Linked DNA regions of Mus musculus: region 2 is linked to region 1. Evidence: chromatin loops called from intact Hi-C (ENCODE). Cell type or tissue: heart. All regions are shown on one strand. Links, peaks and the distances in the headings refer to the core of each region. The heading gives the core; the rest is flanking DNA. Region 1 has its middle 28 kb from the start of Gm35891. Region 2 holds the start of Noct (nocturnin).

Evidence for each region. A loop is a pair of places that touch in the nucleus more often than their neighbours do. Peaks named below come from ENCODE experiments on the same cell type or tissue, not always from the same donor. Only the 100,000 strongest peaks of a DNase experiment are listed, where the experiment ranks them.
Region 2: it touches region 1 in a loop (2.3-fold over the local background); 1 of 42 quality-filtered maps calls a loop at or near these places.

What each region holds. Positions count from the first base shown.
Region 1 is chr3:51,151,502-51,162,091 of GRCm38, forward strand. No RefSeq gene overlaps it. Among named protein-coding and RNA genes, the nearest start is that of Gm35891, 28 kb to the left of the region's middle. In heart, for the core only: a CTCF peak has its summit at 5,314 (motif pointing right); DNase peaks (open chromatin) are centred at 5,370 and 5,670; H3K4me3 peaks cover 565 bases; H3K27ac peaks cover 1,152 bases.
Region 2 is chr3:51,218,913-51,229,502 of GRCm38, forward strand. It overlaps Noct (nocturnin), which reads left to right and starts at 5,535. Exons shown (of 3, transcript NM_009834.2): 1 at 5,535-6,375. The coding sequence starts at 6,192. Gm40044 (a long non-coding RNA gene) reads right to left here and starts at 1,422. Exons shown (of 3, transcript XR_867250.1): 1 at 1,070-1,422; 2 at 141-278. In heart, for the core only: no CTCF peak of the experiment used is centred there; a DNase peak (open chromatin) is centred at 5,619; H3K4me3 peaks cover 3,215 bases; H3K27ac peaks cover 3,775 bases.

The DNA.
Region 1 (10,590 bases), core at 2,262-7,261:
TTGACTTGGAATTTGAAGGGATACAGTCCATCTTGGCAAAGAAGACATGATGGCAAGAGTGAGGGGCTGGACATGGAGATAAGTAGGCAGAGCGTGGAGGCAGGCACTCAGCCCTTCTCAGGTTTTGTGGTTTTTTGTTTGTTTGTTTGTTTGTTTAATACTGAAGACATATCAGGAGCTGTGTCTCCTAGGTGTTGCTAGATACAGCCAAGCTGACGGTGAAGATTAAACAGAATGTGGCCATACAAAATTGCAGTGTCAGACATGCGGTCACAGGGACTCGATTAGAATTCTTGATCTTCAAATAACAAACCCCAGTGATCCAATCAGCGCACGCACACACACACACACACACACACACACACACACACTTCCTCGATGAAGGGCTCCGATTGACTTAGCAGAATGCCACCGTGGCTTGAGCCCCCTGATTCTGGTCATACATCACACCTCAAAGACCTCTTTCTGAGTCTTTAAATAGTATCTATATCCTATCTACTTTGTGCTGCGTAAAAACAGCTAACAGCCTTAGGGCAACAGAGCTTCTGCTGTTGACACTCTGTGTTTTATAGTTTTTCCCTCCTCTCCCTTTTAAGCTTGCTGTAGTTCAATACACTCTATATAGGACCAAAAAAAAAAAAAATTGAGTTGTGATTGGAATGCCTGGGATCTCCCCACGCCTAAAATTAAAATAATACACTTGGGTCCAGAGAATAAATGGGTATTGATTCCATATTAGCTATCAAGGGTGCTCCCTTTCCCCCACAACCAGAAATCATCAGAGGGTCCTCCTGGCTGACCTAAGCAGCTCTCGTGCTGCCTTCCGAAGCCCAGCTACAGCCCTGAAGTGAGATCCTCCCAGTGTCACACTCGAAGGAGACGAGAAAGGTTCTGGTTATCTCTCTAACCTGCAACCTCACCCATCAGTTTAAGTCATGCACTGATTCATTCGTTCATCAGCTACTACAGCCCTATGTGTTACTCTGATAGACAATCCTCAGATACCGGGCCAAAGAAGCCAAAGAGTGCCCCAAGTCTCTAAATGCAAATATGTGTTCACTAAAAAGGCATGAGGCCTAGAGCCAGCATGTATGGGGCTTGCTAGGCAAGGCTAGAGATCTGAATTCAAGCCCCTGGACCTACATGAAGGTAGAAGGAGAGAACTAACTCCACAAAGGTGTCCTCTGACCTCCAAATGAACTTCGTGGAATATGTGCTCACACACATACACCATGCACATGCATACACACACACATACTATGCACCCACACACATACACACACGCAGCATGAACACATACCATGTACTCACACACATACATACACATATACCATGCACACACATACATACACAATGCACACACATATACACGTACACCATGAACACATACCATGTACTCACACACATACATACACACACATACCATGCACACACATACATTATGTACAACCACACACACCGTGCACACAGACACACCATACACACAGACACACAATGTACACACACCAAGCACGCACACACATACACCATGCACACAGACACACCATGCATACACACACCATGCACTCACACAAAACCACACCATGTATGCACACATACACTCACTCATATGCATACACACACACACACAATAATAACACATTTTAAAAAAACAATATAAAATGTAATTTTTAAAAGGCATAAGACCTAAAACCAAGAGAAAGAAGAAAGGAGGGAGTCAGGATGGAGAGGCAGGGAGGAAAACATCAGCTCTGCTTGCTCAGCATCCAGGTCTCTAACTGAAAGGGAAGAACCCTGCCAGCCCTAGGATCCCTGTAGGACTCCAGCCCAGCAAGCGTGGACCTATTCTAATCGGACATCTCTCACAGAGGGAAAAGGACTCCCACTAAGTGACATCTTCCCAGGTGGGTTTTTTTGAAGTCTCTTTTCAGAAGACCATTTACAGATCCAATTACGCAGCTCTGTGGCCTCCTACCCAGCTCAGTTTGGCATACTCCAGGGCCTGGCCCACAACCATGCTGTGTGGTCGGGCCTTGATGTCCCACGGGGGCTCTTAGGAGTCCTAGCATGTAGCTGCACGTCTTGATGGACACTCTGCCACCCAAGCTGCCCCTTCCTGTTCCTACAGTTGGGCTTATTCCCAGTCATGCTGCAGCCAATGTGAGGGCTTCAAAGCCTGATTCAAACAGTGTCAGAGTTGAGAATCCTTTCATGAAACTTTACAGATTTGAGCATTGTACATATATACACATGTAGTATGTATATGTGTACGCATGTACACATATGTATGTGTTATTTGTGCCCTTTTTTCTCCAATCCACAATTCAAGTGTAATTTTCAAGACTCCGTCCAAAGAGCCTTGGAAGCTCCTGACTAGACTCCCCCAGAATTCTAGTACATCAAGGCTTTTAAAATAACTCATGGAACAAGCTCACTTTCTCTCTCCTCCCCCCCCCACCCCCCACCGTGTGTGTGTGTGTGTGTGTGTGTGTGTGTGTGTGTGTATGTGTGTGTTTGCGCGCGCGCGTGCATGTTTGTGTTTCAACAGGGTCTCACTATGAACTTCAGGCTAGCCTTCATGGATTCTTCTATCTCCAACCCCCAAATGCTGGGATTCTATCAAACCTGCCAAGCAGACATTTTGATTCCAACTGTATCCCCAGGATGTTCCCACCCCCATCAGAACTCCTTGAATTTCATTGGTGGATCTAAATCAGCCACAGACGGAGGCTCACAAATGAAGGTCCCTGTGCAAGACACTGCTGTGAGCAATGAGCATAATGAAGTCTGCACTGCCAGTGTGGGAAACGTAAGCTTGACTTTAGGAACTCACAGACCTGGATGAGACCCCTGGCTCTGCCCCGCCCCCACTCCTGTGACGCTGGTGAGCTGACCCCTCTGTATTGGAGTTGTCTAACGGACCAGAACTAACAAAAGTTCACTTACTAGAATGTCTCAATCAACAGGGACTGGGTCATCCAACAGTGTCCTCCTGCGCAAAGGAGGGGCCTGAGAACCCGGTAGCTGCTCAGTACACACAGATGAACCCTCAGCAGTCCCAGTATGGCACCAAAAGCCTGGAAAGTTCCTGGAGCCTCTAATCTTCAGTCCACATTGGAACCCAAAGACAGGAGTGTGAGGTCAGTGGAAGATGGCTCCAGCAAAGATAGCAACAGAGACGAACATGCTCACCACAGAAAGTATCAGCCACGCTAACCACGGGAAATAGCAGCAGCAGAGGTGGCATGCTCACCACCGAGACACAAAGGGAGAGACACAAAGGCAAGCACTGGAAAGTTACACCCACTCTGAGAGCAGGTCTTTTCAATTAATCCTTCTCAAATAAGCCCTCACAAACCTGCCCAGACACCTGTCTCTTGGTTTATTCTAGATCCAAGCAAGTCGGCAAGATCACACACTCTTAGCATCTGTTCCCTTTCCTGTAAAATAGGAGAAGCCCATCTATGCCATGGAGTCCTCATGAAGGCTGATGAGGACGGATACAGAGTGTCCAGCAGAACCGAGCTGTGTGGACACTCAGCTAACAGTACCAACTAGTGTGAGCAGCCACTGATAAGAGCTGTGCTTTGTGTCCCCTTTCAAAGGGCCACTCTTTTTGGTGTCAGCAAGAGGGTACATCCCTGTCCTTGATCCTGAGTCCTCTGCTAGAGTGCTTTCCCTGTTCTCAGCCAGGTCATCACGCACGCTACAGACAACCGCCCAGGATTCCAGGATACAGGCTTCTCAAAGAGGAAGTCACTGCCCCAATAGAGGACAGACTCCAGCTTTTCCTTCCACAAGGTTTCTTGCAAGTGTGTGTGTGCGTGTGCATGTGCGTGTGCACGTGTGTGTGTGCGTGTGCGTGTGCGTGTGCGTGTGCGTGTGTGTGTGTGTGTGTGTGTGTGTGTAAGCAAGTGTAAATATCAGTTATCTTTCTCAACTACTCTCCACTATTTTTGTTGTTGCTGCTGTTGTTTTGTTTGATTTGGTTTTGTTTGGGGGCAAGATTGTCTGTCTTTTGTTTTGTTTTTGAGACAGGGTCTCTCATTGAATGAAGAGCTGATTTGACTGATTTGAAAACAAGCCCAAGAGAATCTTCCAGCCTGTCTCTGCCTCACCAGCTCTGAGATTACAGGCATGCACACTTGACTCTTTCTAGAGTTCTGAAAACTCCAAACTCAAATCCTCACAGTTGCTGAGAAAGCACTTTTGTAGCTGGGCCAGGTCCCCAACCCCTGGGCTCTCTCTGTACTCTGCCTCATGAAACACAAAACCACTCAGGATGTTTGCCAAATGTTCCAGTTGTCAAATAAAAGGAAGACCATCCGAGGCCTGACATATGAAACTGAGCCATTGACTAATGACTCATAACTTGACTAACTCGGTTATGCCAAGACCTTCCCGGAGCTTTTCATTCACCACATGTAAGTATCTATCCCACTATCTTCATAGCACGATACCACATTGCTGGCTTTCCCTCTGGGGCAAGGGACAACCATTAATGGCAAAGGCCTGACTCACGTCTCTCTTCCACATATCCTTGAGAGCAACATCCTACAGAAAAAGACAAAAAAAGAAAAAGAAGAAGAAGTAATAGGCAGAAATTAGAGGCATTTTTCTGTGCCTGTGCTACAATTTTTCAGAGAACAAGGCTAGCTAGCTTTCAGAAGGATCAAATAGAATTTGAAAATCACCCTGCTTTATGTGGCAAGAACTTCAAGAATATCAAACATTTCTTGCCATTTGCAAGCAAATGGGTTAGAAGATTTTTTTTTCCCCACGATTATCTCTTCCAGAAAAGAGCAGTTTCAAACCGCAGAAAATGGACGTTACTGAGAAAAATAGCCTGTTTCAGGAGGGCGAGAAAGACCCTGAGATATCTGGGAAACAGAGGTGGCATGGTTTTCTCCTCCCATGCGTAGAAGTTCCAAACGCAGGAGAAGCTCATTTCAAGCAGAAAGCTCTTTCCAAAGCACAAATATTGGAAAAACAGACCAAGACATCAGCGCATTCTAAACACAGCTGTGTTTGCCCACGCCTCCTGCCTGCTAGGTCATGTTTGATTTAACCTGGCAGCTCAGGGGGAGGTGAAAGGCCTCTGACTACCCAACCTACGACTTTACTTCCTCCCGTCATCATTGTTGACGTTGCATATAGCAAACTGACCTCTTATTAAATGTTGCAGCCAACAAACAGGTTTTAATAGTCTTTTGCTTTTTCACACTAAATGTGTTTTCAGATGGCTGTCATTCATATTCATTCCAAGGACCAAGTTGCCCAGCCACCTGCTCTGAGCACGACAAAATGCTCCGCTAGGGGGCGTTGCTGCCTTTCCCAACCCACAAATGAAGCACGTGATCCGAAACTGTGTCCATTAGTTCTGGAAAACAGGATGTAGGCCTGCCAAGCAGTTCAGAGGATGGTTTTAAGCCTTCAGAGTAACCTGAGATGAGGGACCACAGACGGCAGGGAAGTGTAAAACACGGGGCTGTCACCGGGATAATGAAGGGTACCCTGGCTGCACTGGTTATCTTAGCCTGCATCAGGAGCCTAGGGAACAGACAAGAGAGCACTTATGGTACAGTGTCAGCCCATCCCTAGTCAGGGCCCTGAGGGTAAAACCGGCTGAGCATCAGCGTCCAATAGATAACAACAGAAGCCATTATCTCTCCCTGGCTGGGCTGCCAAGTGCAGGGGCCAGGATTGCCTGGTGTTTGCGGTTTCCATAGCAGCGCTGTTTCGTTTCAAGCTGGCAAAGTACACAGAGAGGACAGGATCAACATTGCAGCAAATGACTCGAACAACCTGAGTCCTGAGCCTCGGAGCTCTCAGCAGGCTTTGCCCTTTTGGAGTCAGGGGTGGGGATGAAGATGGATGCTCTCCAAGAGGCGACTGGAAACTAACAGCTCCTTCAATCAAGCTCAGCAGCTGCCTGAGCACTGTCACCCACCCAAGGTCACCACTTGGAGCCTCTCGGCCTCATTTCCCAGAACTCTAGAAGGTGCTGTTAACATGGGAGAGACCCCCACACAGGCAGATAGGCTCCTCTGGCATCTTCTACCTGGCATTTTCTGAAACCTTTCTCCTCCTTCAGCTGGCCAAGGAGACACTTTCTTTCTTTCTTTCTTTCTTTCTTTCTTTCTTTCTTTCTTCCTTCCTTCCTTCCTTTCTCTCTTTCTTTTTTAATTAAATGTTTTCTTCATTACATTTCAGATGAAATCCCCTTTCCTAGTTTCCTCTCCCAAAATCCCCTATACCCTCCTTCCCCCCCTCCCACTCCCCACTGCTCCCCCAAGCCACCCACTCCCACTTCCTGACCCTGGCATTCCCCTATACTGGGGCATATGATCCTTGCCAGACCAAGGGTCTCTCCTCCCATTGATGGCCAACTAGGCCATCCTTTGCTACAGATACAGCTAGAGACACAAGCTCTGAGGGTACTGGTTAGTTCATATTGTTGTTCCTTTTATAGGGCTGCAAAGCCCTTCAGCTCCTTGGGTACTTTCTCTAGCTCCTCATTGGGGACCCTGTGTTCCATCCAATAGATGACTGTGAGCATCCACTTCAGTATTTGCCAGGCACTGGCATAGCCTCACAGGAAACAACTATATCAGGGTCCTGTCAGCAAAATCTTGTTGGCATCTGCAATAGTATCTGGGTTTGGTAGTTGTATAATGGGGTGGATTCCAGGGTGGGGCAGTCTCTGTATGGTCCTTCCTGCCCTCTCAGCTCCGAACTTTGTCTCTGTAACTCCTTCCATGGGTATTTTGTTCCCCCTTCTAAGAAGGAACAAAGTATCCACACTTTGGTCTTCCATCTTCTTGAGCTTCATGAGTTTTGCAAATTGTATCTGTAGCCCTCCCTAGCTGTTCTGAAACTGTCTCTGTAGAGCAAACTTACCTCTAACTCAGAGATCTACTAGCCTTTGGCTCTCAAGTGCTGGGATTAAAGGCGGGTGCCACCACTGCCTGGCTACAAACTACTATTTGCTGCTAAGAGGAGAAAAGGCTTGGTTCCAGCCTTATGCATTTCCCATAGGGTGAGAAATCAATCTAACTGCCTACCGTTTTTTTCCTTCTGACCTGTTGGGTCTTAAGTTATCTTAGAATACAAAGTGTCTCTGACATTAAAGATACTGGGAAGGCCTTGTTTGAAAGTATGTTTTACTTCATTTATGTGTGGGTGTGCATCTGGGCAGTTTAGCAGATGCTAAATTGATCCTCCTATCTCAGCTTCCTCAACGCTGGGATTACAATGTGCTGTATTTTATGTTCCCGGATTTTTATGTTCCTGCTGGGGACCCATACCCAGGTCCTGTGCTTTCCTGCTGAGCCATCTCCCCAGTCCGTACTTTAAAGATTCCTAATGATGATCATGCCTTCACACTGACGAGTAAGACAGAATTAGAGGAGCCATTAAGCTTTGAGTTGGTGAGAGGCTTCACAGCCAGGTTGAGGATGAGAAGTCACAAGCTCCAAACCCCAGCCACAAATCCAAACCTGAGGAACTGCCTTTTTTCCTCATCAGGGGACTTAATGCAAATACATCCAGGCTGCCTTCCTCTTTCCTGTTCTGCTGTGGTCCTACTTCAGCATATGGGTGAAGCCAGACACAACGCAGAAACTCAAAGCCATTCCCTCCGTGAATATGTGCACATGTTTCTTTAAACTAATAGCCTTAAATGCTTTGGGCCTTAAAAGCTTTTTATTCAGATATATATATATTCCGCTAGGTCTAAATGTCAAAATTAAAAGGGATTGGAAGACAGAGCCAATATGGAAGGAAGGAGTTGCAAAAAAAAAAAAAAAAAAAAAAATCCACTTATTGAACCCAGCAAGGTAAACACAGGACAGATGTCTGAAGGATTGATTTTAGCTTTGATCAAAAGTCAGACTTCATTGATCTTTGTTTCTCTGAATCACGAGCAGTTGCCAGGCACACTCTAGGTACTCATAATTATGCGTTGAATTAATGATGTGCCCTGAGCTCAGCATCAGAATAAAGAGCCTGGAATGGAACTGGAAGGCTGAGCCTCTTGCTGCTTGACCCCTGACCCCTCCTGCAGAGTCCTGGTGGGGAGCCCAGCCACTAAGCACCCTGATTTCATGGGTGGTTGTCCTCTCGCAGCAGTAGATGCTGGCAAACAAGGCAGGGCATGCCTTGAAGGGGAAGAAGCAACAATTTCTACCCTTTATTCTGAGATAGGTGTGGGCTTACTCGTCCTAATTATGAGCTGAAAACAGAATGGCTTCTGTCCCTGCAATCCCTCAGGAAACAAACCTGTCACCACCCATACCATCTCGTGTTCATGTGCAGCCCTGGGTCTGAGTTGGCACTAGGCACGCTCAGGATTGATTCAGTCAAAGAAAATGAAATATAACAACGGGCTTCCATCCCCGATTTGACCGTTCAGTGTTAACCATCATGGAAGGACTTATTTAACATCGAATTTATTCTCCAGATTTATAACATGTACAAAGCTCAGAGAGGCGAAGTGGCTTGCCCAGAATCACACAGCTAGCAAGAGCTGGAGCCAAATCTGAAATGAGGTCTGGCTGACTGAGTTCCAGCCGCGCTCATTCCCTTCACATTAAGCTGTTCCCTCCAGCCTAAGGCGAGAGACACTGCTCGCTGTATAAATGATAAATGAGTCCACAGAAGTGTTGCAACTGCCACTTCCAGACAGGCAGGAGGGGAAAGAGTATCAGAAGTGCTGGTGATCTTTTTCAATGCTTTTGGATAGGCAAAACATTTGCAGGTTTTAAATTAAAAACAAACAAACAAACAAAAAACCCTACAGGGCCAGAATGAAACAACTTATTCTGCCTTATCCTCAGTCTGTTCTCCAGAAGGTAAACTTTAATCAGATCATCAAGTATCTTCCAGCCTTCCTTTATGCAAATACAGTGAGTATGAATCGTGTGTGTGTGTGTGTGTGTGTGTGTGTGTGTGTGTGTGTGTGTGTGTGTGCGCGCGCTCGTGGATGAAGACGGTCTCACGTAGCCGAGTCTGGCCTTGAATTCACTATGTAGCTGAGTCTTGCCTTGATTCTCCTGCCCCCTCCTCTCAAGTGGCAGGGTTACAGGCATATGCTGCCACATACATCTGAACGCAGTACGTTCTAGGATTGTTCTGTGCCTTGCTGGTTTTCCCCATTCGCTCTTGCATTTAAGCAAAGTCAGTCCTTCCACCGCAATTCACAGGGACCTTCATTATCTTCCGTTCTACATTGTGCCGTAGCTCTGATGCCACTGTACTGATGCACTCAGAGCTTAATCAGTTAAACAGTAATGAGCGGTTAATTGTTTCTGATCTTCTGCCATTGAGCACTGTGGTGTTAAAAGCTGAAATCCAGCCATGGTGTACACGCCTTGAATCCTAGCATTCAGGAGACACAGCCTCGCAGATCTCTGAGTTCAAGGTCAATCTACACAACAAGTTCCAGGACAGTCAAGCTTAGGCATTGAAGGATCTGGAAAACAGAAAGCTGAGGTAGTGTTCCAGTTCCAGCAAGCAGCAGAATTTGGCAGCTTACGGCATGTGTCTCTGGCTTTAGAGTCAAGAATAGAAGGGACTACTGGGACAATTGAAGCTGGTTAGCTGGAACTAAGAAATTAGCAGTGATTAAGAAAAAAAAACCAGCATCACTGAGAAGAATTCTTCTGCAACGTGCTTTTTTGAGAACACAAGGAAGCTGTGTTCCAGAGATAGCCAAAGTTGTACCTCCTGCTGCAGCTGTACTTGGTAATGTGTAAGAGTCACGAAGGTGGTACTGGTGGTATGAAGGGGTCATAGAGAGTAGTTGAGGCTTGGCACTGTGAGAGGCCATGGAAGGCCATTGGTGAAGGTGCAGCCGGCACATGCAAAGAAGAGGCTTGGCACCATGCAGAGAGCCTATGAGAGGCTATTGGTGAAGCCTATTTGCAGCAGAAGTCTCCAGCGAATTGGAGATGCCATTACCATGGGATGATCACCAAGAAGAGTGGAGTGGAGTCAACCTGAGCTTAGAGTGCTACAGAGGGCAGAGCTGGCGAAGTGACACCAGCCCTTTGGAGGAGCCCAGAAGATCATGTGTAGATCCCAGACATTTGAAGCTGTAACACTAAAGTTACCGTAGAGACCCCAAAATGTTAGAGATGCCAGAGCCATGGAATACCTGCCAAGGAAAGCTGCTAACAGGGAATGGACCCAGTCCAGGAGAAAGAAGTTTGTTGCAGTCAACAAAGATGAAAGGAGTTGGAGATCTGAAAAGCACTTTGACATCAGACATGGAGATGCAAAGTTTGGAGTTTGCCCAGCTAGATTCCGGGGTCTTGTTTGGTCCAGAATTTCCTCACTATGACATTTTTTAATAGTAATGTATATCCTGCGATGTTTAAGGTATGTGATCTGCTCTTCGATTTGACTTTATAGGGGATCACAGTTAAGTGACTGAATTAATCTCAGAAAATACTTTGGACTTTGGACATTGTTGAGACTGTTATAAACTGTGAAGAGTTTTTAAGTTGAACTAAATATATTTTGCATTATTCTATGTTTAGGTATGGCCCCCACAGACTCATGTGTTTGAACAAACCTATGAGGGCCAGG
Region 2 (10,590 bases), core at 2,924-7,923, 68 kb after region 1:
GTGGATGGTGGACTACAAGAGAGGTTAAAGTGTTTAAGAACTATCATTAAAAATAAGATTTGAAAAAAAATCAAATCTACAAAGAGGGGCTTTACAGAAAATCTCAGTGAAAAACACACGTCATTAATAGCAGCACCCACCTTTCACTGAAGCATTTGGGAAGCAGAGACAGGCAGGTCTTTCTGCCTTCAAGGTCAACTTGGTCTACATCATGAGTTCCAGGCCAGCCAAAAGCTACAGAGCAAGACCCTTCTCAACCAACAAAAAAGATTAGACAACTGCAAGAAGGGACAACATAAATAAAAGGAGGAATCAAAACAGAACAAAACAAACAAACAGGTCATCATTTCACCTCCCAACCTGCTTCCCAAATAGCCCAACTGAGTGAAGTTGCCCTGGGTGCTTTGGTACCACCTGCCCCACACACATGATCTTACTAAGTAGCTCCAGCTGCTCAGGAATGCAGTGTAGGCCATGGGAGCCTCAAACTCACAGCTGGCATTAAAGGCATAGCAACTATTCCTTCCCACGCCCACGCCGTGGTGGAGCTCAGAGCTCCACACTTGCTACTGAGCTACGCACCCAGCTGCCTAGAGCTTAAACTGTCATCTCCTATTGGTTTTCGGAGTTTGTCTTGCTAGATGATGTTTCCAAAAAGCAACTCTGAGCCAGGCTTGGGGGCACAGGCCTTTAATCCCAGCACTCTGGAAACAGAGGCAGTCAAAACTCTTATCACCCAGAGGCTAGCCTGGTCTACACAGACAGTCCCAGGCCATCCGCGAAAGCAACTCTGAGCTCCGAAAGTACAACCTCTCTGAACTGCCCTCTAAATCTTCATGCTTGTTAGACCCTCCATACCCTGCTGCAGAACCCAAGGCTTTGTCCAAGCTAAGCTTATGTTTCTACCCAGCTAGAGCTGCAACCCTCACACTTCTGCCCAGTTTTCCCTATGGACACTCTGCCCTCAAGCCTTATTAATGCTCTGTACTTGCGGTCCTGAAACACAGGCCTCCTCCCCTCTATCTGTAAACATCCTCCCTGGTCCCTTTCCACTTCAAATGTGCCATACCAGTACATGAAGCCTCTCCAGTCAATTAGGACTCCTCTTCTGCTTCCATGATATCTTCTCCATCCCTTGATCCTGCACTTACCGGGTAAATAAAACCGTTTGCGATAAAACACAACAAAAATATTGTATTTATGCAATGTCTCCTCTACTAGACAAATTTTGTTCAATTCGTTTATGGAATACACTAACAGGGGATTATATAATATTTGTCTATTCTGTCTAAGCAAATAGTTGCTGAATTGTATGTGAATGTGTGTGTGCTGCTATGGGTCAAACTTAGCCTTGCAACACATTAGAGAAGCAAGGAGTCTGCCTTCTCATCTACTTCCCCAGTCCTTGAATGTATTTTTGAAGTACATACCTTTTAATTTCTAGCTTTCTGATTGCTTAAAGAAGTTCGTGTTTAACACTACAGTTAGGATAGCATCCTCTTTGAAACCCTTTGTTTGTGGGATGGGGGTGCTGGGGTATCAAACCTAATGCCTTGTGCATGCTAAATATTTGTTTTATATTTATATACTTTTGTTTATTGAGACAGGGTCTTGCTATGTAGCCTTGGATGGCCTGAACTTGCTAAGTAGACCAGGCTGCCTTGAAGTCACAGAGCTCTGCCTACCTCTGCCTCTTCTAGTGTTGGAATGAAAGGCATGCACCACCAGGACAGATCTAAACCTTGATTACATCGTGAATTTTGTCAACCTAAAAAGACAACTCTCATTTCAAAAGAGATAAGAGATAGCTTTATTCTAGAACCAAATGTAAGTGACTGTGACTCAGGAACACAGATTTAGGTTCTCCACACTCTCCATGTTCTAATGTGGGATCAGTCAGTCTAGTGAACTTTTACAGTAAAAAACAAACAAACAAACAAAAGGAATTGGAAATCAAGCCACTTTTCAAATACAATGGTGAGAATATCAGATAGGTGGATCAGAGAAAGGCAGGGAAATGGGAGGCTTTGGCTCAGATGTTATCTGAATGGCATTCTTAGCCTTTGGGCTGTGGGGTGCTAGGAATGTGTCTGTACATTCCAGAGGACTTAATAGTCACATGAGATTAAGTCACAGAGCCGGTACTAAGGAGCCTGAAAATGACAGGAGGTGATTAGCTCTGGACTTGCATCACTCCTCCCTCTCCACGCCAGGGAAGCTCTGGCCAGCCAATCGGGCTTGCAGACATTTCCTGTAAACTGAGGTTCTTTCCAGGAACCTCTGCTCTCACTATGCATATTTTTGTGTGTGATGCTCGGGGTCTTGTTCATGCTTCAACAGTACTCAACTTCAGAGCATCCTTCCCAATATGTGACTATGAACAACGACAACCACGGGACCGACACATCAGTACACAGTTGCCGCTCAGCTTAGTCTCTTCACTCTCGAGGTTGCTGATACAATGGCTTCTTCATGACATGGTAATATTTTCATATATGTACATGATGTATCCCATCATATCCACTCTTTCTCTGTTGTCTCTTGCCTCCTAATAACTGCTCCTTCTCCTGCCGTGTTTGTGTGCCTTTGTGGGTTCCACTGAGCCTCAGTAGGGTTGTTTACAGTAGCAACAGTTGCTTTGTTGCCAGAGCACAGGTGAGTGCCTCGCCAGGATTCTGAAGAAAATGTCACTCCCTACCCCCATCAACACCTAACTGCCTCTCTGTCCTAAATGAGGACTAGGACCTCCAAAGCCCCTTGAGTGTTGACTGGCCCTATCTTCTGCAAATAATCTGTGAGTTGCCAAAGTCGAACAACTATGTCATTCAAGGAGAGTTCCACATGCCCTCTCCCCTCACCCCCCCCCTGCCTCCCCCTTTTTTGAGACAGGGTTTCTCTGTGTAGCCCTGGCTGTCCTGGAGCTTGCTCTGTAAGCCAGGTGGCCTCAAACTCGCAGATTTCTATGCCTCCAAAGTGCCGGGATCAAAGGCGTGTGCCACCACGCCTGGCTACTCTTTGCTCTCTATCCATCTGCTAATGTCCCCTGAATGTTGGAGGACATGCGACAGCTGTCCTGTTTATGACTGGGCACTCAAGAGTCACTTAACCTCTGTACTTTTGATTAGTTATGAGTCTCTGCAGTCACCCGCTGACTACTGCAAAAAGAACCTCCTCTCAGCAAAGCTGACGGCAGCAGTAACGGGCAGGAACATTGCTATTTAGAAGGTAATTAGAAAGGCACATCATGTCCACTTATCAAAACAATGGAAGTAGCTTACCTACTGGACTCTACTTCAGGCTTTGGAACAGGTTCACAATAGCAGAAATGAATTCCCTCCTATCGGGCAGGCCTCGATGCCAATCAGAAAACGGTTGGCTACCCCTGTAACAGTCCTGACACGTTGTACCAAGAGGTTGTTGTCTGGTCAGTTGATGTTGCACATAGGGTCCACAGCAAAGGCTGTTGGTGACAAAGCTCCCCACTCCCCACCCCACCCCCACTCGCCCCTGCTCCAGCAGCCTATAGAATACCTTGTGTGCGCTAACTGGGAGGAACCTTCCAGTCCGGTTCCAGCTGGATCCCTCCATGTTCTGTGACTAACACATATGTCGACACTTCAGGGTCTTATCATTTATTTCTGGTAGGCAGCCAATAGCAGTGGCAATTGCCTGTAGTGTTTTAATGGCTTCAGGAGCTACTATATGTACAGTAGCCCATAGCTGGCACTGGGCGCTCTAATAGCCTATGGCTTGGGTGGGGAACAGCTTTATCTACCCAGGAAACTTCCACTCAAGCTACTTTTTTTAAAGATTTATTTATTATTATATCTAAGTACACTGTAGCTGTCTTCAGACACACCAGTAAAGGGCATCAGATCTCATTACGGATGGTTGTGAGCCACCATGTGGTTGCTGGGATTTGAACTCAGGACCTTCGGAAGAGCAGTCGGTGCTCTTAACCACTGAGCCATCTCTCCAGCCCTCAAACTACTTTTAAACTTGTTAATTAATTCGCTCATGGAGTATCTAATTTCCTTAAGGCTGTCTCATTCATTACAAGTTCTGGTTGACCCTCTCTGCTCCCTCTGCTGTGCTTTCTTGGCTACTGACAAACTGCTTACAGGAGTAAGAAAGGGAAGGGGGGGGAGAAAATGTGGTGTGTGGTGGGGGTTGGGGGAGGGAGGGAGTCAGCATCCATAGATCCATTACCTAAACTGTAAACCAACTGCTGTATTTTGTTCTATCTGCAAAGCACTTGCTACCTTCTTATGACCCTTTGCCTTGCCTAATGACTCATGGGCGATTGATTGCTGTACAGATAAGAAAACTGAGCCTCAGACGCTAATAATGACCAGCTAAGGAGTTCCTGGCCCCGATGCTGTCATCGGCTTGTCAGCTGATTCATCCGTATCCTGTGGGTGTTAGATGTTTTAGGCCAGGTCTGGAAAGCATTTTGAATCCTTGGTGACGATACTCATTCAAAGTTTCTTTTCCATTCCCGGTTAGGGTTAGTCACTCCTTACACAACCTACCTGAGGTATTTCTTCAACTCATTCTCTCCTGCTTCCCTCTCCGCCTCCCCCCACCCCTTCCCTCTCCATACCCCCTTAGGTGAGAATGTGAGTCTTGGGCCTCTCAAGTGCTGTGTAAGTGCTCCACCACTGAGCAACATCTCCAGCATTTTCCTGGAACATATGGCATCCGATTAAAACACAGCTCTGACCATATCCTAGCATCCCTGCAACAGAGCTGACAAAAATAAGGGTTTTCTCAAGAGAATGTGGGTGTGTGCATCTGACTCTCAGACTATTGAAACAATGGACCCCCCAAGAAATGGGAATTTCCTTCAGGAAACTCCTGCTGGGAAAAGGAAAAGGCCTTTGCTTGAGGGGGAATTCTTTCAGGAAGCGGGAATTCACACAGTTCTATCTAGTCAGATCGCTTTGACCCGGACTGCTGAGATGTGCATACCCCTGGCCTTCTATTTGAACTTTAATCTCATTTTGGGATCCCAGAGAGAGGTTAACTCTTCGTCCTTCTACCCCATGTGGGCATATTAAGTACATCTCCTTTTTTCAGTTTTGTTCGTTTGTATTCTTGTTGTTGTTTTGAGGGTTTTGTTTGTTTGGTGTTTTTCTGTTTCTTTGTTTTTATTTTGAGACAGAGCTTCACTGTGTAGCTCTGGCCGGCCGGATCTCTCCAGACCATGTTGAAGATCCGGGCCCCTGCCCCAGTGCTGAGATTAAAGGCGGTCGCCCTCACCGCCGCACCTGCTTTCCACTTTCAATTTGGCTTTTTCAGTGGTTTATTGGATGGATAATGCTTTAAATTCGGTAACAGTCCAAATTACGTCTGGCCCATCCCAAGCAGTTGTTTTGGGTTGGGGGGGGTTGTTTTGTTTTGTTTCCCCCCCCCCTCCCCAATTCCCTTAGCCTTCATTTTCCATAACTACAGTGCTGTCTCCCAGGTGTGACTTCCAGCCCTCCAATCAGGGCCCAGCTAGCTCCAAGGCCAATTCCACCAGACCTTCTGGCAGGACTGACGCTCAACGCCCTGCAGTCCGTTTCCGCCTCTCGTGCCTGAGGGGCGGATGCTTGTCGCAGCCGCCACACAAGTAGCCAGCGCGTCCTGGTGCCTAATCTCCTTCAGCACCGCGGAGCGTGGAGCCCACAGCTCGGGGAGGACGTTCTCCCAGACACGCGCTCGCACACACTCAGCGCTGGCACCAACCCGGGATTCCCAGCCTGTGGACGCTCCCATTGCAGCCGGCGGGAGGGGACAGAGGCTCCCGGAACGCCTCTCTAACGAATCCCCGCGGTGTCAGCCAGCCCCCAGCCTCCGCCCCGTGGGAGATCTACAGTCGCTGTCACTGATCCAGACGGTCCATTCTCGGCCGGAGCTGTCCGGGTCTGACTGCGCCCTGGTCGTGCGCGCGGATCCCCCCCTCTGCAGCCACCGCGTGGTAGCGCCCGCTCCGCCGCCGCTCGCCGGTTGCTCCCCGGCGCTAGCTCCCTCGCCTCAGTGAGCCGCCGCTGCTGCCGCCGCCGCGTCTGCCTCCCGGCACAGCTCGCCCGGTCGGCGCCGAGGGACGAGGAGGAAGGAACACCCCGCAGCGCAGCGGTCCCGCGCCACCCCCACCCCACCGTCGCCCGCCCAGCTCGGCCCGGCTCGTCAGCGCGGCGGCGCCCGGCATGTATCAGAGCCCGCGGCGGCTCTGCTCGGCCCTGCTGCTCAGGGACGCCCCCGGCCTGCGCCGCACACTCGTGCCCGGCCCGCGCCGAACGCTCGCCCCGCCGGTGCTCGGATCTCGGCCCAAGTCCCCGCAACTGCAGGCGGCGGCGGCCTCGGGCGCCGCGAGGTCGCGTCCCCGAACAGGTGAGCGGGAGCGCGGAATGAATGGGCGCCGCGGGCTGGTCCCCTGCGTTCACCCCGGCGTCGCGTCGGGAGGGAGGGAACGCCGCTCAGGGGGCCTCGCTTTCCGCGTTCGTGTCTGATCCCCCTGAATCCCCGGTGGCCACAGTGACCCCAGTCGCTAACGTTTTGCTTTACCCCTCACCCCCACCCCCCGATGCAGGGCGGTAACGCTTTGGTTGCAGACGGCTTGTGGACATCCTCATGAAGGGGAAAAAATATCTAAAAATGGCATGATCTTGGGTTTGCAGGGCCTACAGGCTCTGAATCTTCTCAAAGCCCTGGTAGTAATAGCACATGTTAACTCGTTACGCTCATTAATTTATTTATGTTTTGGAAGGGGGGGAGTCTTCCACTTCGTCTTAAATCCCTGGTAAATCAACCTTTCATGAAGTCAGTTCTGTACATCATCTTGTGTTTTTTAAGTGTCTCCTTTCTGCCTAAAAGCAGATTGCGACGGTCACAAACTACATATAAATCAAGTATGGCTTTTAAATGAGTAGTTTCTCCCTCAAATCTAGCAATTACTTAATGTAGGCGCTCCTTCAGAACCAGCAATTATTCCATAGTACTTTTCTAGAAAGTGTAATTTGGTTGTTACCTCAAATTAGGTTATTGCCGTCTAACATTCGGATGCAGTAACCATCCTTATTTTACTAGAGTACATTTTGAGAGAGTATTGGTTGAATTTAAGGACAGAGTGTACATTAGAACGTATAGGTTCCCTGTGGTTGTCTTTTGTTGCCTTTTTTTCCCCCCAAGACATGGCCATGGCTGTCCTAGACCTTGTCTATGTAGACCAGGCTGGGTTCGAATTTATAGAGATCCACCCGCCTCAGCCTACCGGATGCTGGGATTAAAGGCTAGCACGTGGCGCCAAGTTTCATGAGGCTTTCTTTAACGAGTTATCGCAGGGCAGTGGTGGCCCACGTCTTTAATCCCAGCACTTGGGAGGCAGAGGCAGGCAGATTTCTGAGTTCGAGGCCAGCCTGGTCTACAGAGTGAGTTCCAGGACAGCCAGGGCTATACAGAGACAGCTGTCTCAAAAAGGTAGGAAGGAAGGCAAGACTTTTGAAAGTCCAGGGTCGTGCCCCCACCTCAGGGTCTATAGAACCTTGGTGGGTTGTGGAATAACTGTTGGGATGGATAGCATCCCAGTAACACCATTTTCCTGTTGCTCGTCTCAAGGAGGAACATTGTTAGGTTTGGTGGTGGAAAGGTTGGCTGGTACCAGCCCCCTCCAACTCCTTCAGAAGCCGGATTTGTCATTAGGCACATCTGTGTGCACAGGTGGGTTATGTAGTTCAGAGCAAGGACAGCTGTGGTAATGGAGTCAAAGAGTTGGCAGTGTGAGGCTTCTGACCGATGTCTAATGCATTTCTTTAAAAGTTAATTGAAACCCCTTGGATTTATGGGTAAAAACCTATAGATGGAAGGAGGTAGGGTAGGGAAGTGGTAGACTGTGGGTTTTACAATAGGCCCTAGCAGCAAAGAAAGAAATTGCAGGCTTTTTTGTGGTACTTAAACTATCTTAGACAGCACAGGGTGTAGGCAGGTTTCCTGTTTCTTGCAGCTTTGGGGGAAAGATACAGTCATTGATTCGTTGCTCATTCTTATGCCGTGTCACTCACTGTAGAAGAGTCTGTAATATATTAAATTGATGAGTCTAAGCTTTAGGTTATTCAAAGAGCTTACTTCCCATTAGGAAGTGAGATTTGGGGCTAAGGAGATGGTGCAAATGGTGAAGATGCAGAAGACCTAAGTTCAGTCCACATGATGGAAGGAGAGAAATTAAGTCCTTCAAGGTGTTGCCAGGCATCCACGTGTGCCTACACACATACAACAAACTCTCGGGATTTTTAGATTTGGTTGTTCGTTTGTTTTGTTTTGTTTTGTTTTGTTTTAAGAGGTGAGATTTAAGCAGATGTGGTGATTCAGGCTGGAACATTTCTTTTTTTTTTTTGTTTTGAGAGTCTCAATGTAACCCTTGCTGTCCTGGAACCCTGCACCCAAGTGCTGGGATTCAAAGTGTAGCCTGACCAGGAGCAGATCTTGAATTCGAGGCCAGCCTGGGGTACAGGTTATGGTTCCAGTCCTGTGTTTTTTAAGGGGGGGGGAGCTCTCACAAAGGCCTGTGTCATTAAATGAAACACCTTTTAGTCTCATAGTGACATTTTTGCTGTGACAAGGTGGAGGTGACCTGTAGTGCTAACTCTTGATACTTCCGGGGTTCACTCAGGCGGTCGCAGCATTCAGGACTAGACTTGAAAGGAGAAGATGCAGCTTGAGGTGCTGACACAAACCTTTAACCCAGCACTCGGCAGGCGGGTCTATGCGTTCGAGGCCAGCCTGGTTTACCGAGTTCCAGGAAACCCTGACTTAAAGAAAAAGAGAAACTGGTTAGGGTTGAAGGTGAACCATTCAAGGAAACAACGCGGAAAGGAAAGGTAAGAAGAAGGACATCTAAGGCGTTAAATGAGGGTGGAGAAGAAGCCTTTTGCAGAAGGGGCGGCATTCTTCAAAGTATCTTGGAAACATTTCATTTCTGCTCAAGAACAAGATTATTGAGTTTGGTAAATCAAATCGAATACCCAGGTTCCACATTATAAAAAAGAAATAACAAGTCCTCAAATCCCTTTTATTTCTTCCTTCTCACTTTTTAAATAAAGATTCTTTTATTTATTTTATTTATTTTTTTGGAGACAGGGTTTCTCTGTGTAGACCAGGCTGGCCTCGAACTCAGAAATCCACCTGCCTCTGCCTCTGCCTCCTGAGTGCTGGGGAAAAAGGCGTGAGCCACCACTGCCCTCATTTTCAAAAAAAAAAAAAAATTGGGTGCTTCTCGTGCCAAGGGTGTGGGAGTACCTGAGGAGGCCAGAAGAGGGCGTCAAATCCTGGGGATGTTTGTTGGGAGTGCACCAGATGAGGGAAGGATCCAGAAGAGCAGCTGTGCTCTTGACTATTGCGCTGTCTCTAGGCCAGCACCTTCCCTTTTTTTTCTTAAGATTAAACCAAGATCCTTGCTCATGTTAAGCAGGTGGTGGCGGTGGTGGTTTTTCTTTCTTTCTTTTTTGAGAAAAGGGCAACCATGTTGCCCAGGCTGGTCTTAAACATTCTTTTTTTTTTTTTTTTAAAGATTTATTTATCATATGTAAGTACACTGTAGCTGTCTTCAGACACTCCAGAAAGGGGAGTCAGATCTATACGAATGGTTGTGGGCCACCATGTGGTTGCTGGGATTTGAACTCCTAACCTTCGGAATAGCAGTCGGGTGCTCTTACCTGCTGAGCCAACTCACCAGCCTGGTCTTAAACATTCTTATGTGGTTATAGATAACCTCAAACTCACTGATTCTCCTGCCTTTGCAACAAAACTAGGCCTGGGCCACCAGGCCAAGCAAGCAGATTGTCTCTAAAAAGCCCCGAACTTGTTAAAAGGCCTTAAAGGAGCTGAAAGCTGTTCTACCTCTTTTGTGAGGTTGTGAGTACCAACACACACGTTCACAGTCTAACCCGCATCTTGCAGTTAAGTGCTCAGAGGATGCGCACCTTCAGAGTCATCACAGACTTACCACGTGGGCTTAAAAGGGAACCTTGGTGGCCCATCTCAGCGTTTTGCTTTCCTCTCTAAAGCCAAGACAGCAGCCCACGGCAAGGCAACAGTTGCCACAGTTACAGTGCGGCAGGGATGCAGGGAGTCCTCTGTGGGCTGGGAGATGCTCCTCCTCCTCAGTTAATGAAGAGTTGGCTGGATCACGGCTCTCCACCACTGGAACACGGTGCTTTTTCTCTTGGAACAGTTTTAAAGGCAAATACCAGCTCAGTAGAAAAGACATCTTTATTTGGTAGGCCCCTTAACTGTGTGAGTAAGCTGTTTATGAGAAAGAAGTGGGAAAGCTTGTAATTATCAGGTTTCTCCAGAATAGATGTTTATCCTTATGGAGAACTAAGAGCTATCATTCTCCTGTAGTAGTCAATGGCGACAGTTAAAATGCAGAGGGGGAGTGAGAGTGGTGGTTAGGTTAGGAACCAGGGCTCCAGATGGGAAATCGATGAATGAACTTTTACAAATCTTTTGACCTTGCTTGCTTTGTCTTAATGCCAGATGGCATCTAGACGAGATTAACACATCAACTGATAAGGCTATATCCCCAAACTTTGGTGAACAGTACACTCAACC